Linked DNA regions of Homo sapiens: region 1 is linked to region 2. A link is an interaction called in ENCODE POLR2A ChIA-PET data of the cell type or tissue named here. Cell type or tissue: PC-3. All regions are shown on one strand. Links, peaks and the distances in the headings refer to the core of each region. The heading gives the core; the rest is flanking DNA. Region 1 holds the start of MIR3649 (microRNA 3649). Region 2 overlaps ADIPOR2 (adiponectin receptor 2).

Region 1 (2,903 bases), core at 271-2,770, 89 kb before region 2:
AACACTTGGGCACACACAGGTGCCTGTTCCAAGCCTTCCTCCCAAGGAACACACCTGCGCATGTGAGTCACATGTCCCGCCAACGTGCCACCTAACCTTCACCCTGAGCTGGGGAGTATTGAGTAACTGTGTCGTCAGCAAAGTCACCCCACTGCTTGGGTAACACCTTCAGATAGTATCCAGGCCAAAACATGTTAAGAAAAAAAATTCACTCACAGCCAGAACACTTATTCCTGTTTATCTTTTAACAATGCAAGGGTAGGGAAATTGTTTGGAAATCAAAACGTGGAAGTTCGTTCATCCTCCCAACTCGTGGAGTTCTAAGGCAGAGACTGGCTAAGCTTTTGTGGGACCTAAAAGTTATATAATCAGGGTGGGGCAGTTTAAATAATTACAAATACGGAATTATGAACAGGGCCTTAGAAGGCGAGGGAGAGGCCCTGAAACTTGAGCTTCATTCACTTAATGGAAAATCTAACTCTGATTCTAGGGGAAGAATCTAGAAGATTCCATGAAAATACAATGTTATAGAGCTTTAAATGACTTTCCCTAAAATACTTTTAATACTTCTTGCCTTAGTGGATCCTGGCTTTTCTTTGACAGTGTCATTCAGTTGAAAACCCTCTGGGTAAAGGCTCTTCGCCTCCTGGCAGCCCCATGCGGGCGGGAGGTGCTGCTCTCAGGGTCTTCACACCCCACTGTTGCAGCCCTCCGCCCACCCGTCTCTCCAGCCGGACCATCCTCTCTGCATTTTGGTCCCTGTCCTCCGCCCACCCGTCTCTCCAGCCGGACCATCCTCTCTGCATTTTGGTCCCTGTCCTCCGCCCACCCGTCTCTCCAGCCGGACCATCCTCTCTGCATTTTGGTCCCTGTCCTCCGCCCACCCGTCTCTCCAGCCGGACCATCCTCTCTGCATTTTGGTCCCTGTCCTCCGCCCACCCGTCTCTCCAGCCGGACCATCCTCTCTGCATTTTGGTCCCTGTCCTCCGCCCACCCGTCTCTCCAGCCGGACCATCCTCTCTGCATTTTGGTCCCTGTCCTCCGCCCACCCGTCTCTCCAGCCGGACCATCCTCTCTGCATTTTGGTCCCTGTCCTCCGCCCACCCGTCTCTCCAGCCGGACCATCCTCTCTGCATTTTGGTCCCTGTCCTCCGCCCACCCTGGGGCCCTTCTGCAAAGCACTGAGGTTCGGGGCGCATGGACGTCTTCCTCCCAGCCCCTCATCCGCCAGCGAGCTGAGCCGCGCCCGGGCCCCTGTCACCGCGCCACCGCTCCTTCGGGACCTGAAGCCTCCGTGCTCAGCGATCCCCCTGCAGCCCACTGCGACCCCCACCCTTGCTGCGCCCTCCGCCTCAGCACGGCCCTCCCGGAGCTATGTGCCCTCCCTGACTTCCTCTTCGCCCCTCCCCTGCCTGGCTCTCCCACTGCCAGTCACCCCAACCCCGCCCCAGCAGCAGCCTCGAGTTCCCTCTCCCCTCGAAGGCCTCGCGGCGGACTCGGAGCGGGGCAGGGAGGAGGCGGGAGGCGGCGGGGGGCGGGGGGCGGGGGGAGGCGGGAGGCGGCGGGAGGCGGGGGGCGGGGCCGCAGCTCCGCCCTCGGGAAATGGCTCCGCCTCCCTCGCCGGGAGCTGCCTTCAGGGGCCGTATGCAGCGACTCCCCACCCCGCGGGCCATGCCAGCGGACGGGCACCTCCGCGGGCGCAGAGCGAGTCACACGTGCATCCTCTCGCCCTTCCCCCGCTGCACCGCCCGCTGTCCAGCCCTCTCCTGTTTTCTCCCACTGCAGAGCTGGCTAAAGAACACTGCAGACTTGGGCCAATTTGCCCCTGCCCAGATTCCTGATTCCCGGCCTCGCGGCCCCACCGCTGTCTTCCTCTCCCCTCCCGGACTTCCTGTCGCCCCCAGCCCCAGCCCTCTGTGGCCGCGGCCTGCTCTGCCTGAGCTGCGCCTCCGGAGGTTCCGCCGCCCCTTCGCCTCCCCCTCCCCACTTCCCGCCTCCCCCCTCACTTCCCGCCTCCCCCTCCCCACTTCCCGCCTCCCCCCTCACTTCCCGCCTCCCCCTCCCCACTTCCCGCCTCCCCCTCCCCACTTCCCGCCTCCCCCTCCTCACTTCCCGCCTCCCCCTCCTCACTTCCCGCCTCCCCCTCCCCACTTCCCGCCTCCCCCTCCCCACTTCCCGCCTCCCCCTCCCCACTTCCCGCCTCCCCCCTCACTTCCCGCCTCCCCCTCCCCACTTCCCGCCTCCCCCTCACTTCCCGCCTCCTCCTCCCCACTTCCCGCCTCCCCCTCCTCACTTCCCGCCTCCCCCTCCTCACTTCCCGCCTCCCCCTCCTCACTTCCCGCCTCCCCCTCCCCACTTCCCGCCTCCCCCTCCTCACTTCCCGCCTCCCCCTCCTCACTTCCCGCCTCCCTCCTGAGAGGTCCGCTGTCGGGAGAGAGGACTCGGTGTGTGCTCCGCTCGCCCTCCGCGAGATTCCCTCAGGGCACAAGCAGCGCTTCCTGAAGCTCGGTTAGCCCCTCACCCACCAGCTGCAAGGACGGGGACCCTGCCTTTCTTATCGCGCATCGCCCAGGCCCTGGCCGGGAGGAGGGCCTCTAACCGGGAGGGGCTGCCCGCTCTTCCGTGCCCCGCCCCGCAGCGCACCTGCCCGCGAACATGAGGCAGCCGGGGGTCCGCTGGGGCAGAGTGCGGAGTGAAGGGGTGCACTGGGCACTCAGCGCGGCCCTTGGGAGGCAGGGCCGCCCCAGCCTGCCCTCCTGTCTGGGAAGGCCGTCCAGAAGCAGGAGCCCCGGGGAAAACAACTGGCTGGACGGGGCGGCCTTCAGTGTCTCTCCCAGCCTGAGAGTCGCTTCCCACCACCTGGGCACGAACCTGCTCTGCGATCTCCGGCAAGTTCCTGCGCC
Region 2 (2,903 bases), core at 210-2,709:
TCAAAAAGTCAGGGGAACATTAAGTGTGGAAAGCAGGCAGGAGAAAGAGGCCTGCCTCTGAGGCCTAACACTTCCAACATTATAATGAAAGACTGGAATAAAGGCTATGGGAGTTAAGGCCAGGAACCATGGAAGAAGACCAATAGATATCATAGCACCACAATAAAATAACAGGCATACTTGTGTGGGTCATTTCTGGGTTCTCTGTTCTGTTCTGTTACTCTATGTGTGTATTCTTTTGCTCATACCAACACAGTCTTGACTAGCTATGTAGTTGGCCTTCAGTGAGGTCTTTTTCGATTGTTTTAGCTATTTTGGAGCTTTGCCTTCCATGTAAGTTTTATAATGAGTTTTTATCTACAGAAATCCTTGCTGGGATCTTGATAGGAATTGTATTAACCTATAGAACAATTTGGACAGAATTGACATCTTTACTGAGTCAGTATATTGCTGAGAACATAGTATAACATATTGCTATTTGTTTAGTTTTTTTTTTTTTTTTTTTTGAGAAATGGGGTCTCATGCTGTTGTCCAGGCTGGAGTGCAGTGGTGTCATCATAGTTCACTGCAGCCTCAAACTCCTGGACTCAAGCAGTTCTCTCACCACATTCTCTTCAGTACCTAGACTACACAGGTGCATGCCACTAAACTCAGCTAACTTTTAATTTTTTTTTAGTGACATGGTCTTGTTGCCCAGGCTGGTCTCAAACTCCTGGTCTTGAAGTGATCCTCTTGCCTCAGTCTCTTGTATTTGTTTAGATTTCTGATTTATTTCATCAGCATTTTGGAATTTTTAGCATATAGGGCCTATACGTATTTTGCTAAGCGTATACTTAAAGTATTTAATTTTCTATGGAGCAGTTGTAAATGGTATTGTTAAAAATTTCAGTTTCTGCGTGTTTATTGTTAATATATAGAAAAGTAAATGATGGCTGGGCACAGTGGCTTATACCTTTAATCCCAGCACTTTGGGAGGCCAACGTGAGAGGATCACTTGAGTTCAGGAGTTCAAGACCAGCCTGGGCAACATAGCGAGACTCCATCACTACAAGAAATTAAAAAAAAAAAAAAAAGGCCAGGTATGGTGGTGTGCACCTGTAATCCTAGGTACTTGGCAGGTGGAGGGCAGGAGGATCCGTTGAGCCCAGGAGTTCAAGGTTACAGTGAGGTATGATTGCACCATTGCACTCCAGCCTGGGCAACAGAGTGAGACCCTGTGTCTCTAGAAAGAAAAGAGAAGTGATTGATATTTGAGTGTTGATCTTGAATTCTTCCTGAACTCATTATTTCTAGAATTTTTTTTTGTAGATCCTCAGTAACATTTTAAGATTTGTTTTGAAGTGTTTTATCTTTTTTCTATTGTGATGTATTCTTATTTCATAATGACCAAATATTGTGGGGTTTTAGGATGAAGGCTGTTGAAATCCATATATCAATTTTATGCCCCATCACATTGATGATTTTTCTTATTTATAATTTTTTCTTTAGTTGATTCTCCTGGATTTTATAGATAAAAGAGTCATATAATCTGCAAATAGTTACAGTTTACCTTTTTTTCCCCCAATTTTTATACTCATTTTTTTCCCTCATTTAATTATCTAAGACTTCCAAGATAGAGTTAAATAATGCTGGTAATACCATTTTCTGGCTTTAGACTCTTAGACTTGTTTGCTTTTTTTTTTTTTCTTCAAGGCATTGCATGCTAGTAGGAGTTCATTTTATTTCAGTAGGTAGAATGCAAATAGAGTAAAACATATAGTAAATTTCAGTTCTCTAGTGTGTTCTAGTATTGGGGTGTTCTGTTTTGTTAAATTTATGGGAACCTGAAGGTTGACATAAATACTTTTACTTCAACAGTTCTACTGTTGAAAGTCAATATTATAGGCCTTCCTGCTTTCTGTAGAGTGGCCAATATTTGATTTCTTTGTAGATTTTGCAGCACTTTATTTTCTTCATTCTTATTTTATCATACTTGTCAATTTAGAAAACAGTATTGATAGGAATGTATATTGATCTCAGGACTTTACTGGAGAGTTGATTTTCTTCTTTTTATTTTAAGGAGGATCCTTAAAAATTATTGGGGAACTCTTATTTGTTGTCATTTGATTTCTTCTTCTGAGATGAGGATTACAAAACAATTCTAACTAATGGAGCTTTTCAGTTTTTCTTTTTTATTACGAGATGGGGTCTTTGCTTTGTTACTCAGGCTGGAGTGTAGTAATGCCATCAGAGCTCAGTGCAACCTCGAACTCCTGGGCTTAAGTGATCCTCCCACTTCAGCCTCTTGAGTAGCTAGTACTACAGCCATGAGCCACGTGCCACCACACCCGGCTAATTAAAAAAATTTTTTTTTTTGTAGAGGTGGGTCTCACTTTGTTGCCCAAGCTGGTTTCGAACTGCTGGGCTCAAGTGATCCTCCTGCCACAGCTATCCAAAGTGCTGGGATTACAGGTGTGAGCCACTGTGCCCGCCTGAGCGTGCGTTTATAGTCTCATAAATGAGCAACATTCCTCCATATATAGCTCCTGCTGATGAAAAGTTTGGTGTGCTGATATTTTTCTTTTCTTTTCTTTCTTTCTTTTTTTTTTTTGAGATGGAGTTGCCAGGCTGGAGTGCAGTGGCATGATCTCGGCTCACTGCAGCCTCTGCCTCCCGGGTTCGAGCAATTCTCCTGCCTCAGCCTCCTAAGTAGCTGGGATTACAGGCATGCGCCACCACACCCAGCTAATTTTTTGTATTTTTAGTAGAGACTAATTTTTTGTATTTTTAGTAGAGGGTTTCACCATGTTGGCCAGGATGGTCTAGATCTTCTGACCTTGTGATCTGCCCGTCTCGGCCCCCCAAAGTGCTGGGATTACAGGCGTGAGCCACTGCTCCTGGCCTCTTTTTTTTTTTTTTTTTTT

Evidence for each region. ChIA-PET counts read pairs that join two places held together with the same protein. Peaks named below come from ENCODE experiments on the same cell type or tissue, not always from the same donor. Only the 100,000 strongest peaks of a DNase experiment are listed, where the experiment ranks them.
Region 1: POLR2A ChIA-PET joins it to region 2 with 14 read pairs; 7 of 35 experiments call an interaction of 5 or more read pairs at or near these places.

The regions. Positions count from the first base shown.
Region 1 is chr12:1,660,347-1,663,249 of GRCh38, forward strand. It overlaps MIR3649 (microRNA 3649), which reads right to left and starts at 34; the gene lies at 1-34. RefSeq lists silencers at 1,528-1,627, 1,718-1,807. In PC-3, for the core only: no CTCF peak of the experiment used is centred there; a DNase peak (open chromatin) is centred at 1,715; H3K4me3 peaks cover 363 bases.
Region 2 is chr12:1,749,347-1,752,249 of GRCh38, forward strand. The region is part of intron 1 of ADIPOR2 (adiponectin receptor 2); the gene reads left to right. Among named protein-coding and RNA genes, the nearest start is that of ADIPOR2, 60 kb to the left of the region's middle. In PC-3, for the core only: no CTCF peak of the experiment used is centred there; no DNase peak of the experiment used is centred there.